Regions from separate parts of the Homo sapiens genome. Here regions 2 and 3 are each linked to region 1. A link is a contact called in ENCODE Hi-C or POLR2A ChIA-PET data. All regions are on one chromosome and are shown on one strand. The core of a region is the stretch at or near the end of the contact, and the rest is flanking DNA. Distances in the headings are between cores, read along the strand shown. Region 1 overlaps LRRFIP1 (LRR binding FLII interacting protein 1). Region 2 overlaps UBE2F (ubiquitin conjugating enzyme E2 F (putative)). Region 3 holds the start of ILKAP (ILK associated serine/threonine phosphatase).

Region 1 (4,242 bases), core at 517-3,016:
CCTGGCGTCACAGGGAGGCTGACACAGGTGTGTTGCACTGAGACCCACACACCACCCCTCATGTTGCTGTCTATGACGTGACATTCTACAAAGTTGACTAACTCTCAGGAAAGTTCTGAACAAAGCCAAGTATCATCATCTTCCTTCAATTTCCATGTCGATTGCATTCCTGGAATAGTTCATGTATATTTGAACTGTGTAAAACATATTTTGAGTTTATATGTAAGTTGCAATCAGTTTGTAAATCCAAAAATTAAAAATAGTGGTTTTTCTTTTCTTTTTTTTTTTTTTCTTTTTTTTTGAGATGGAATTTCGCTCTGTCGCCCAGGCTGGAGTGCAATGGTGAGATCTCGGCTCACTACAACCTCCGCCTCCCGGGTTCAAGTGATTCTCCTGCCTCAGCCTCCTGAGTAGCTGGGATTATAGGCATGCGCCACCATGCCCGGCTAATTTTGTATTTTTAGTAGAGATGGGATTTCACTATGTTGGTCAGACTGGTCTTGAACTCCTGACCTCAGATGATCCGCCTGCCTCGGCCTCCCAAAGTGCTGGGATTACAGGCGTGAGCCACCGCACCCGGCCAAAACAGTGGTTTTTCTATCTTCCTGAGCAGTCAAGGGAAAAGTTCTTCCCATCGCAGGCGTGTCTGAATGCGGGATGGTTGGCCGACCTGGCCCTGCCCCCCCGCCCCAATACCCTTAGCTTCTTCCCAATCTTTTTGACATCCCAGTCCCCCCAACATTTCCAAAATGCCCTCTAAGTCAACACTTCCGCCACTGCCAGCTGCCACCCCAGAGTGCCCTGTGCCTGGTAACGATCGTTCTCACAGTCATGGCCGTAGGGAAGGCTCTTTGTGGTTCCTGGGGGACTTCGTGAGATTGCCCACATGAGCATTTCTTTTGGAACTGAGATACAGTGCACATCGCCTCTGGGGGACATGGGGTGGTGGGTACACGGAACCGAGGTGAGCCTCCCTTGCGTTGCGGAGGTGCTAGCCTTGTGCCGTCCGTTCTTGTCCACGTCTGTGCAGGAGAACATCACCCGGCCCACTTGGTTGCTGTGAATAGCAAACTTTAGAGGCCACTGCATCTGAGGGTTGGGGGGTTTGCAGAGAAAACAAAAGTTGGTGGCTGTGGCTACTTCCTATAGCAAAGTGGCTCAGGAAAGGGATCCCGTGTCACAGCCTGGGTACACCACGGCCCCTCCAGGAGCTTGATTCCTTCTTAGCTCAGGGGAAGAATCGCACAAGGACCGAGGCCCCTGCTTGTCTGTGAACAAACTGGCCTTTGTGGCCACTTCAGGCTTCGGCTGCATCATATTCCTGTCACATTCACGTGAGTGAACTTGAATTACATCCTTAACACTTTTCCAAAAAGGTTATAAACTAGACTGGTGATGTATCATGGGGCCTAGAAAAATAATGCTGCTGCTTTTTCACTTCTCTGCTTGACGCTAAAACCTGGAGGCGAAAATGAATGTGTGTAATTAATAGGAGAACTTCCTCCTGTTTGCAGAGTGCTTTACAGCTGGCAAACGGCTTCTCTCCCTGAACAGCCCCGTGGGGCGTCATTTCCATCTGACATCTGAGGAGAGCTGCTGTTCATGGTCCAGTCCTCTGTCCATTGGCCCACTGGGTGTCCCTAATATGCGCTAACAGGCTCCTGGCAAACGGCGGGCATGGCAGCCACGAATCTGCACATGAGCTGTATGCCCTGGGTCTCCCCTGGGCTCTGCGGGGGGAGGTGGGAGCCGCCTCTGGTTCACATGCGGTGCTTTCCAGGCTGCAGGGCCTTCTCAGCCTGGGTGGAAGGAGTGACGTCAGAGTATTTCTCAGGAACTGCCTGCCCTAAAGTTGTGGCTCATAAACCCCTTCCAGCTTCTGTGTAGAATTCTGGACCCCTAGGGTATCACCACAGAGTTTAAAAGCAGAGTAAGAACATTTCCTGTGACTGTAGGGTGAGAGGCCCTGGGATCTGTAATTCTACACTAGGCTGGAATCCCAGAAAAGCTTCAATGCTCAGGAAATGTATGAGCAGTGCCAGGATCCCCTGAAGGAGTGTGGGGCTTTTGAAGCAAGCTGCCCAGCGAGCCTCCCGCAGCACCTGCTGTCCCTTTGCCAGCAGTCAGGGCCCCTGCCCCACCAGTGTTGGTTGTGTTTCTGTTCTTTGAGGAGACCACATGATGATCTTCTGGTAGGAGCCACAAGAAGGATACAAATGCCATTAGAGCTGCTAGAGCCCCAGACGTCACTGGAATTGGGGTTCAGGGTGTTGGGCTGTCCCCACCCTTAGGCAGTACTCCCACTGCCTACAACACCTCCAGCGCAGGCTGAGGCCATGCGAGGATGGAAGCACATGTGGGCTAGGCCAGGAGGGCGTGCGGGAGGGCTCTCCACTCTGCGCTCCGCTGGGGTTTCTCCTTGTGTCCTGGTCAATAACTTCTTCTCTCTCTGGTTCTCCTTGGCCTGAGCCCCCAGCCTGAGCCGGGCTGTCCCTGAGTTCCCTGACCCGGAAGAAGGGACGGCCATTATCTTTGGGTGACTGTCTTCTTATAGCTGGGAATCTCTGGGGCTCTGAGCGGGAGGCCCATGGGGAGCCCTGGAAGAACAGGCATGGGTTAGACTGTTTACCTCACTGCCCTGTGTGCCCTGCCCCGGTAGAAGCCGTTTCTGCTGTGTGGTTCTGTCTAGAACTAGAGCCCCTCAGGGCCCTCTGCATGCCGTGGGGTCCCTTTGCAAAGCACCTCCTAACATGTGCTTTTATCTGTGGCTCGGGATGGGGATGGTGACTTCTTCACGCAGTCTTCTGCAGGCCTCTCCAGCCTGGCTCCCGAGATGTCACGCATGGGTCCATGCAGCCCAGAAAAGACCCTGCAGGGGGAGAAGGGTCACTTTGGTGCCTATCTCCCCAGCTGGCCTGTGGGCTGGGTGCCTGGCAGATGGGGCTCCCAGGGAGGTGCCCCCATAGACTTGGGCTCCACAGCAGGCTGTGGGGCTGGCATTAATGTGGCTGGGAGAGCCTGGCTGTCTTTTTAGCCATTTGTTTCGGAGGCCCTGGGGGTCATACTTGTGCTTCCTCGTGTATTTTTAGATCTCTTATCACCGTACACACCACCTCCCTATCAGAGGGCTGTCATATTCACATATGGTAAAATAAGACGCAACAATAGAACTCGAGTCGTGGTTCGGCTTTCTAGGATTAGGACAAGGAGGCAACTTTGATAGTAAATGGAATCTTTTTTTCCCAGCCATCCCCACCCTCAAAGAGTATCTTGCTGTAAGACCTAGTTCCTGTAAAACTCTGTCTGTGGGGTCCCTGGCCAGGATGGGTGGGATCCCAGGGAAAGGGCCAGGCTGTGTGTTCTGAACAGGAATGGTTCTGGACCAACCATTGTGGGCATTCCTGAGAAGCCAGGGAGCCTGGATCTTGTCAGAGGAGCTCCTCCCTCTGCTCCATCCTAACCCCGCGGGCAGCAGCAGGAACTGAGAGAGGACACGGTGGGGGCAGCGCTGCAAAACCCAGCAGCGGGCCACCTTCCAGCAGCAGAAAGCATGAGTTTTGGTTTTGGGGCTCTTCCATTTCCTTCCTTCTTTTCTTTCTTTTTAAATTTTTGCTCTTTGTTATGAAACAGCAGCCAGACCGAGCTATGCATGTCCTGCTGCACGGCAGGGGCCCTTATCTTGAACGACTCCACATACTGGGCAAGGAGGTGGCAGGGGGAGGGGCTTGTGGGAACCCAGATCTGGGATGGGACTCAGCCAACAGTTTAAAGAGCCCTGTGCCCCCACTACCCAGCCTCAACAATTGTTAGCTTATAGCCGTTTACACCCCACCCAGGTTATTTGAAGACAAGTCAGAGGGAGATAATTTCACTGTACTCCTAAATGTTTTAGTATCTCAGCAAAGATTGTATGGGCAGAGAAAGGAGGCTTCAGGGTGTAGGACCCCAGGAGCAGGCAAGGGCTTGCTCTTTCCCTGTTGGCTCCTGTAGGGTGGGGACAGACCAGCCCCCATGAACCCTAGCGAGGGCCATGCCAAGAAGCCGCTGTTCTAATCTAATCAGTGGAGGATCCAGCAAGCTCGGATGGGAGGGAAAGAATGACTCAACCTGCAGGCCGTCTGGGGTATGCACAGTCTCGTCTCCTGAGTTCTCTGAAGCCCTTTGCAGTTTTTGCTTTGTATCCTAAACTCCACAGGCCCGAACCCTGGCACTGAGCTTGATCCGCTGCAGCCCAGCCCGTTC
Region 2 (4,118 bases), core at 983-3,482, 300 kb after region 1:
CCTCCCCTCCGCGTTTTTTTTTTTTTTTTGAGACCAAGTCTCACTCTGCCACCCAGGCTGGAGTGCAGTGACGCAATCTCGGGCTCACTGCAACCTTCGCCTTCCGGGTTCAAGTGATTCTCCTGCCTCAGCCTCCTGAGTAGCTGGGATTACAGGCATGCGCCACCATGCCCAGCTAATTTTTGTATTTTTAGTAGAGATGGGATTTCACTGTGTTGGCCAGGCTAGTCTCAAACTCCTAACCTCAGGTGATCTGCCAGCCTCGGCTTCCCAAAGTGCTGGGATTACAGGTGTGAGCCACTGCGCCCAGCCCCCCTTATTTTTTAACTGAAATTTTTTACTGAATCACTTTAATGTTGTGATTATTGTATATATGACAGCATCTTTGATGTTGGTCTTAGAATTGTCCTTGAAAATGGAGCATAATTGTTACAGTTTTTGTACTCACTGTTCTATCAGATTAAAAAGTAACCTGTGGCTGGGCCCGGTGGCTCATGCCTGTAATTCCCGCACTTTGGGAGGCCCAGGTGGGTGGATCACTTGAGGTCAGGAGTTCGAGACCAGCCAGGCCAACATAGTGAAACCTCGTTTCTACTAAACATACAAAAAAATTAGCCCGGTGTGGTGGTGGTGCGTGCCTGTAATCCCAGCTACTCAGGAGGCTGAGGCAGGAGAATTGCTTGAACCCAGGGGGTGGAGGTTGCAGTGAGCTGAGATTGGCCCAGTGCACTCCAGCCTGAGCGACAGAGCTGTCTCAAAAAAAATAAAAAAAATAAATAAAAAGTAACTTGTGTCTTGGTACCTGTAAATACTTAATGCCTGAATATTCATATTTTTAATAAGTGTACTTCAGGGACATTAACATTGAGCTGTGCACAGCATGCTTTTTAGATACTGTGTATATGCCCTTATTTTGTGATGTCTGTGAATTAGAAAGCTGTGGTGATGCCTGCCCTTTGATTATTAAGAGAAGTGTGGCCGAGATATGCCAACCGGAAAAACTTGCTTCATATCATGGTTTTTAAAAAAAATTTTAGAATCCTGCTCCTCTTCATATTGAAAACAAATTACAGTGATATGTCTAAGTTGTGAAGTTTTAACAATATATGAAATAAAATGATTTTGAAATGGACTCATTTGTAGCCAGTAATCCTGGAGCTAGGGCTGAAAACTCACTAATATCTATGATCTGGGGGTTAGAATGGTCAAGAGTGGAAGAATTGCGTCTGCATTTTCAGCTCACACCTCTTTATCTGGCTCCTGTTCACACTTGCTAACATTTTGATAGTTTTGTTTGCTTTTGGAGTGGTTGCTCATGCTTGGGAATAAATACACTCTTTAGAGAAAAACATGGAAATGTAATTTGGTGATGGGGAAAAGAAAGGGACCGAATTTAGAAAAAAAGCGTCCACATCATCTCGCAAAACAAGAAAAAGTAGTAATAAGTGAAATGAAACAAAACAAAAACGTAAAAGATAGCCTGAAATATCCCGTGGAGGCTTCTGTGAAGTTAGTGGGACAGTTTGAAAAACTGGACCTGTTCAGTGAGTGGCCTGGCTGACATGTTGATGAAGGTCACCTCAGCCTGCCCTGCTGTGATGGTGGTGATGGTTTTAGGCTGAAGGGAACATGGCTTTAAGTAACAATGACAATTTTTTAAATTTAAATTAAAAATTTTATAATCAGTTTTACTGAGGTATAAAATTATAAACAATAAAATGTACTAATTTGAAATGTATAGCTTACATTTGGAAAATGTATACACATATGTAACCATAACCCCAATAAAGATGAAAAACATTTCCATCATTCCCAAAGTTTCCTTCTGCCTCTTTGCAGCCAGTTCCTTGCCCCCTACACCACCATCCAAAATTCCTTTCTGATTTTTATTTCCATAAATTAGTTTTTCTTGTTCTTGAATTTTTTATATGTAAATGGAATCTTATATATGTACTCTTTGTCTCTGACTTCTTTCACTTAACATAGTTTTAAATTTACACATGTTGTGTGAATCAGTAGTTTATTCCCTTTTTATGGAATTTTAATGAATATGTCATAATTTATCTTCCTAGTGATAGACATTTGAGTAGTTTCTAGGTTTTGGCTAGTATCAATAAACCAAAAGCTATGAGGTTTGACTGCCGTGAGCTTTTTTTTTTTTTTTTACAAGCTTTTCGTGTTCATAGTTTTCCTTTCTCTTTAATTCTACCTAAGAGTGGAATTTTTGAGTCATAGGAAAGATAACATGTTTAACCTTTTAAGAAACTTTCCACTGTGGTTGTGCCATACCCTGACCAGCACTGTATGAGAAGTTTCCATTGTTCTACACATATATCAACATTTGGGTGTGAAATGGTATATCATTGGGGTTTTTATTTGCATTTCCCAGTGACAGATGATGTAGAGTATCTTTTCATGTATTTACGGGCCATTTATACATCGTCCTTTCTGAAGTGCCCCAGTCTTTTGCCCTAAAAAAACTTTTTATTTTGTGCTGTGGTCTGAATACAAGTCTTTTGTCAGATGCATGAGCTGCAGATATTTTCTCCCATTCTGTGACTTTTCTGCTCATTTTTAAAAATGCTGTCTTTTGTTGAGGAGGAATTTCTTTTATTTATTTATTTATTTTTTTTTTTTGAGACAGAGTCTCGCTCTGTCACCCAGGCTGGAGTGCAGTGGTGCAACTTCACCTCACTGAAATCTCTGCCTCCCAGATTCAGGCGATTCTCAGGCCTCAGCCTCTTTTACTTAACGTAATGTTTTTGAGTTTCATCCATTGTAGTTTTAGTAGAGACGGGGTTTTGCTGTGTTGGCCAGGATGGTCTCAAACTCTTGACCTCAAGTGATCCGCCCACCCTGGCCTCCCAAAGTGCTGAGATTACTGCCATGAGCCACCACATGTGGCTGAAGTTTTAATTTTTATGATGTGCAGTTTATCAGTTTTTTAATGGTTTGTGCCTTTTATGTCCTGTCCAGAAATTTTTGCTTACCTGAAACTTATAAATATATGCTCCTATGTTTTTTTCCTAGAAGCTTTAGGATGGTAGGTTTTATGTTAAGGTCCATCAGCCATCTTGAATTGATTTTTGTATGTGGAGTAAGACAGAGGTTGAGATTTACTTTATCTATCTAGATATCCAGCTGTTTCAATGAAAAGACTTTCCTTTCTTCATTGAATTACCTTGAAAGCTTGACCAAACAGCATTGACTGTATATGTGTAGTTCTGCTTTTTGGACTTGATTCTGTTCCATTGGTCTGTGTTTACCCTTAGGCCCGTACCACACTGTTTTAATTGTCGTAGCTTTATATAGTACTTATTTTGAAATTCATAGATGTTAAGTATTTTGATGTTGTTCTTTTTTTTTTTTTTTTTTTTTTGAGACGGAGTCTCACTGTGTCGCCTAGGCTGGAGTGCAGTGGCGCGATCTCAGCTCACTGCAACCTCCACCTCCCAGGTTCGAGCGATTCTCCTGCCTCAGCCTCCCGAGTACCTGGGATTACAGGTGCACACCACCATACCCAGCTAATTTTTATATTTTTAGTAGAGACAGGTTTCACGATGTTGGCCAGGCTGGTCTCAGTCTCCTGACCTCGTGATCCACCCACCTTGGCCTCCCAAAATGCTGGGATTACAAGCGTGAGCCACTGCGCCCAGCCCAGAATATTCTTACTAGTCTACTAATATCTGTAAGACTTATATTGATGTCGCCTTTTTCATTACTGATACAGTAATTTGTGGCTTCTCATTTTTCTTGATCATGTTAGCTAAAGGTTTATGCAGTTGATTTTTGCAAAGAACTGACTTTTTTCTCAATTGTTTGCCCATTTCATTTATTTCTGCTCTTTGTTATTTCCTTCCTAATACTTTGGTTTTACTTTACTTTTTCTAGCTTCTTGAAGTAGATCCTAGATCATTGGTGTGTATGTATCTATTTTAGTGTTTTTAAAAGTAATGTTGATTGAGATATAAGTTACATTCTTTTACTTAACGTAATGTTTTTGAGTTTCACCCATGTTGTTAATCAGTATTCTGTATTTTGTATTGTTGAATTGTATTCTATTGTATGGACGCATACCAGTTTATTTACCCGTTGACCAGTGGACGAACCTTTGTGTT
Region 3 (4,243 bases), core at 435-2,934, 500 kb after region 1:
GGTCAGGAGTTCAAGACCACCCTACCCAACATGGTGAAACCCCGTCTCTACTAAAAATATAAAAATTAGCCGGGTGTGGTGGTCGGCGCCTGTAATCTCAGCTAGTAGGGAGGCCTAGGCAGGAGAATTGTTTGAACCCGGAGGTTGCAGTGAGCTCAGATCTCACCATTGCACTCCAGCCTGGGCGACAAGAGTGAGACTCCGTCTCAAAAAGTAAAATAAAATAAAATGTTTTCTCGCCCAGAATTACTGCAAATCACAAGCCTGAACATCCTTGGAAGCTCAATTCAAACACTGCCTCCTTCCCCAGTCTCTCGGTGCCCGACAATCCCTCCTCAAGAGTCCTCAGCATTTCCCACAGTCATTAACTTTTGCCAGTTTTAATTACCGTAATTAGTACCCTTCAGAAAGCAGCTCTTAGAAAGCGAAGGCTGGGCCTTACTCACCTCCGTCTACCCTACAACAGCAGCTCCCAAACCACTGGTCTCCAGCCCCCGCTGGGTTGGCCTGGGGATTTAGTAACAGATTCGGAAACCCCACTCTCAGGGATTCGGATTTACTGGGGCTGAGGTGGGCCTGGAAATCTGAACGTCTTAAGTTTTCCAGGTTTTCTGCCCCCAAGTTAAATTTTGTAATAAGGCCCTAAACTACAACATCAAGCTGGAAGTCTTGCATATGAAATATTCACGCGTTTTGACAGATGAAACCCGGAGACTGTAACCCACAGGACGCAGGGATTAACACAGGCCCTGTTTCAAGCTGCTAGGATGCTGAGCTCAAACCACAGCCCACAGGGACTCCCACTGGCAGGGGCCAGCGCTTAGGAGATGAGCGGACCCCTTAACTTCAAGGAGAGGGGGAACTTCCCGTGGACCAGAAAAAAAAAAAAAAAACTACTGTTAATTATCACAAAATCACAGGATGACAGAGGAGGCATCCTGTCTTCCAGGCTTCAAAAACACGAAGGATTAAGATGGTGATTAATTCAATCTCCAGTGCAAATAAAAACGCCAAGCCCCTGAACTTGCACCGGCCCGGAACGCGGCCGTTCCACAGCCCGCGGGTGAAGTGCGGCCCGGAAGCCGCGGGCGGGCGACGCGCAAGGCAGCCCAGGCCGCGGGTGGAATCGGGGCGCGGGGGCCCGCGGTGCCGCCGGGCGTTCAGAGCCGGTCCCTCGGGTCGGCCCACGCGGTCGCGCCGGCGCCTTTCACCGCCACGCAGAGGGGCCGTGGCCACGACGGCTCGGCCCTTTCCTTCCTGCGTAGCGAAAATGGCGGAGCGGCCTCTCCGAGCTCCGCGAGCGACCGGGCCTCCGACAGGGCCGCCAGTGGGCCGGACGGGGCCTGGCCAGGCAGGAGCAGGCCCCGTGCAGCCCGCGCCGCCCGCCGCCTCCCAGCGCGGGCGCCGCCTCAGCCGCCCCGGGCCTCAGGCCGCCCCCATCCCGCCTGCTCTCCCTTCCCTGGCCGGCCCGGCGGCAACGCCGCTTACCGGCAGCCGGGCGCGGCGAGCGCTCGGGCTCCGGCAGGTCCCCGAAGAGGTCCATGGCGGAGGCTGGGTGGAGGCGGCAGCAGCGACAGACACTCAGCCCGCGAGCAGCGGCCGGGCTCCACACCCCGGGCGGGCGGCAGCAGCGGGCGGGCGACGGGCAGGGGCGGCCGGCGCCGTCAGTCACCTGCAGGGAGAGTCCCGGACGCCACCAATCGGCGCGCGGCGTGGCCCGGCCGCCCCAGAGGGCTGCGCGCGGGCTGGGCGGGGCGGCTGGGGGCGGGGCGGTGCGCATGCGCGTGGGCCCCTCCCGCGCCCCGACTGCGAGCCGGGCGGACGGCGCCGTCTGGGCCCCGCGGTGTTTCCCGCCTTGGCGAACCCCGGGCCCCTCCTGCTTTTCCTTGGCTGGGGGTGTCCGATTTCTGTCAAGTTTCGTTGAGTTCCTGTCCAAGAAGCCCTGTCCAGAGAGAAACGTCTGAGCTCAAGGGCAGCCCCTGATGCCTGGGAAGGCTTTCTGGAGCTCTTGCCATCTCTTCGGCTCGTCCTTTCACCACGGCGTGCCTGGTTTCTGGCCTGTTTTAGAGACTGAGAAACCGAGGCTTGGATGGAGCGGCCCTGGGCGTCAGGACGGAAACCTCAAAAGATGCCGGAGGGAAAGGAGGCATTCCCTGACTTGTCTGCACCCACTGGTGTCTGTGGGGAGCGGAGAAGAGGGGCTCCTCCTTAATGGTGTCCCCCTCCATGCCTGTAAAGAGAAAGGCGGCCACTGACATCGGGGAGCTGGCCTGGTTCTGCAGCCAGGACTTGGGGTTGGTCTGGCACAAACAGCTAGGCCTGGGTGTTCTCTTTGAATGTGAACAATTTCATAAAACACCAACATCAGGCCGTGATACAGATCAAGAGAAAAAAACAGACCACTGTGTAATCAAGTGTGAACACAGACAAAACAGGAACACTGTCCAAGCCACAAAAGTGACCACATTCCCCTCGTCTTGGCCAATAAGAGTGATTGCTGCTTCTTTACCATTACATGTTTAGCCTTTGTCTCGTCCTCCTGCCGTCTAGATAAGCTTCATCAAGATATCCAATCATGGAATCCTCCTCTTCCTGACATCCAATCCGGAGCAAAGGCCCGTTTCCATAAATGTTTCCCCAAATCAACTAACACAAACCCAAATCTTACACCTCCGTTCCAACATCGTTTACCCAAGTTCCCCAGGTTATGTGGTCTCCCTCCATGCAAAGAGTTTTCAGCCCAGTTCATTCTGGGGCAGATGTATTTCTGACGCTCTCTGGCTGTAGGACATGGAGGGAGCCCAACAAGGCTTCATGCCTCTCATCTGCGTGGCTTCTCACTAGCAACCGTTTGAGATATTCATGCTGCCTCCTCCATTACAGCAGAAACACTCAAGTAACAATGCTTGTAACCGTTAAAGAAAGAGGAAATAAATACAAAAAGCGGCTCAACATTAAAAGGTTTATTTCAGAGAATAAACCTGAGAGGGGATTCTGGCCAATTTCGATCAGGAGCGCTCTCTCTTACAGACTAAGCATTCTCTCTTACAGACTAAGGATATTTAAGGGTTTTGGAAGTGGGGGAACGTTTATTGCAGGGTTGGAATGTCTCTGGTCGGAGGGGAGGCTATTGGAGGAGAGGTTATTTCAGGGTTAGCATGTTTCTGGTTGAAGAGAGGTTTATCTTAGGGTTGGAATATTTCTGGTTATGCTGACATTAGCCGTTAGGCTGATGTTTTGGGGTAGGATTTAGGTGGTTTTTTAATCAAGGGGAACTTAGAAAGGTGGTGTTTGTCCAAGATGGCAATGCTCCTGCTCTATCAATCCAGTCTCTATAGTTATGAAAAGGACAAGGGGCAGCGCATTTTTTCTGGCTACTTCCTGCTGGGGGAGTGAGCAGAGAGTTCTTTGGTTTCAGATTGATTGTAGGAGTAACGCTGTCTGTAGATGTTTTTGGGTAATTGTCTGTGAGATGGCCATGATCCTGCTGGTTAAAAATCTTTGAAAAAGGTGGCCAGGCGCGGTGGCTCACGCGTGTAATCCCAGCACTTTGGGAGGCCAAGGCGGGTGGGTCACGAGGTCAGGAGATCGAGACCATCCTGGCTAACATGGTGAAACCCCGTCTCTACTAAAAATACAAAAAAAAAAAAAAAATAGCCAGGCATGGTGGCGGGTGCCTGTAGTCCCAGCTACTTGGGAGGCTGAGGCAGGAGAATGGTGTGAACCCAGGAGGCGGAGCTTGCAGTGAGCCGAGATCTCGCCACTGCACTCCAGCCTGGGCGACTGAGCAAGACTCCGTCTCAAAAAAATAAAAAAAACTTAGAAAAAGGTTAATTAAGCAGGGTAAGAACATTATTCCTAGGCATATTTTTAGGAGAGAGCCCAGGAATGGGATGACCCATATTAGGACTTTGTTTTTAAACCAGTAATTTATTTGGTTGTCTTGTTATTCTCTTAGCTTTTTAGCCCTTTCTTTAAGTTTTTTAGCAGCGTCTCTTACTAGGCCCAACTGATTGAGATAGAAGCAACATTTTTTACCGAATGAGAGGCAGAGGTCCCCTCTTTCAGTTGTTATAACATCTAATTCCTGTCTATTTTGGAGGACTACTCCAGCCAAGGAGTCTACTCCAGCCAAGGAGTCTAGTTGGCCTTGGACTCTTATAAGGCTTTGGGCCATATGCTCTAATGAACTCTGCAGTTCTGTTGAAAGAGATTTCAAGTATGTTAAGCAGGTGGCGAATCA

The links. Hi-C counts contacts between places; a loop is a spot of excess contacts on that map. ChIA-PET counts read pairs that join two places held with the same protein, here RNA polymerase II (POLR2A). Pooled maps may share reads with other maps.
Region 2: a pooled map shows a loop between it and region 1 (2.6-fold over the local background). The contact joins two enhancer-like sites. A Hi-C loop is called at or near these places in 12 of 50 pooled maps. POLR2A ChIA-PET finds 5 or more read pairs at or near these places in 4 of 52 experiments (CD8-positive, alpha-beta memory T cell, activated CD8-positive, alpha-beta memory T cell, activated T-cell and 1 more).
Region 3: a loop to region 1 is called in a map of CD8-positive, alpha-beta T cell, with 3 times the contacts of the local background. The contact joins the promoter of ILKAP here to the enhancer-like site in region 1. A Hi-C loop is called at or near these places in 3 of 168 maps with a recorded cell type or tissue (CD4-positive, alpha-beta T cell, CD8-positive, alpha-beta T cell and naive thymus-derived CD4-positive, alpha-beta T cell), 11 of 37 single-sample maps with no recorded cell type and 13 of 50 pooled maps. POLR2A ChIA-PET finds 5 or more read pairs at or near these places in 4 of 52 experiments (CD4-positive, alpha-beta memory T cell, PC-9, activated CD4-positive, alpha-beta T cell and 1 more).

Annotation. Positions count from the first base shown.
Region 1 is chr2:237,699,070-237,703,311 of GRCh38, forward strand. All of the region lies in intron 1 of LRRFIP1 (LRR binding FLII interacting protein 1), which reads left to right. Among named protein-coding and RNA genes, the nearest start is that of LRRFIP1, 74 kb to the left of the region's middle. RefSeq lists enhancers at 1,331-1,380, 1,391-1,440, 3,743-4,242. Within about 2 kb of position 1,767, at least 31 of the 41 ENCODE cell types and tissues checked have a DNase peak (open chromatin) inside an H3K27ac peak, as active enhancers do; they include CD4-positive, alpha-beta T cell and CD8-positive, alpha-beta T cell, where a contact is called at or near this core.
Region 2 is chr2:237,996,464-238,000,581 of GRCh38, forward strand. The region is part of intron 4 of UBE2F (ubiquitin conjugating enzyme E2 F (putative)); the gene reads left to right. The region is part of intron 4 of UBE2F-SCLY (UBE2F-SCLY readthrough (NMD candidate)); the gene reads left to right. Among named protein-coding and RNA genes, the nearest start is that of UBE2F, 32 kb to the left of the region's middle. Within about 2 kb of position 2,233, at least 4 of the 41 ENCODE cell types and tissues checked have a DNase peak (open chromatin) inside an H3K27ac peak, as active enhancers do.
Region 3 is chr2:238,202,011-238,206,253 of GRCh38, forward strand. ILKAP (ILK associated serine/threonine phosphatase) reads right to left here and starts at 1,685. Exons shown (of 12, transcript NM_030768.3): 1 at 1,489-1,685. The coding sequence starts at 1,543. RefSeq lists enhancers at 672-731, 1,694-2,566 and silencers at 1,102-1,191, 1,312-1,881.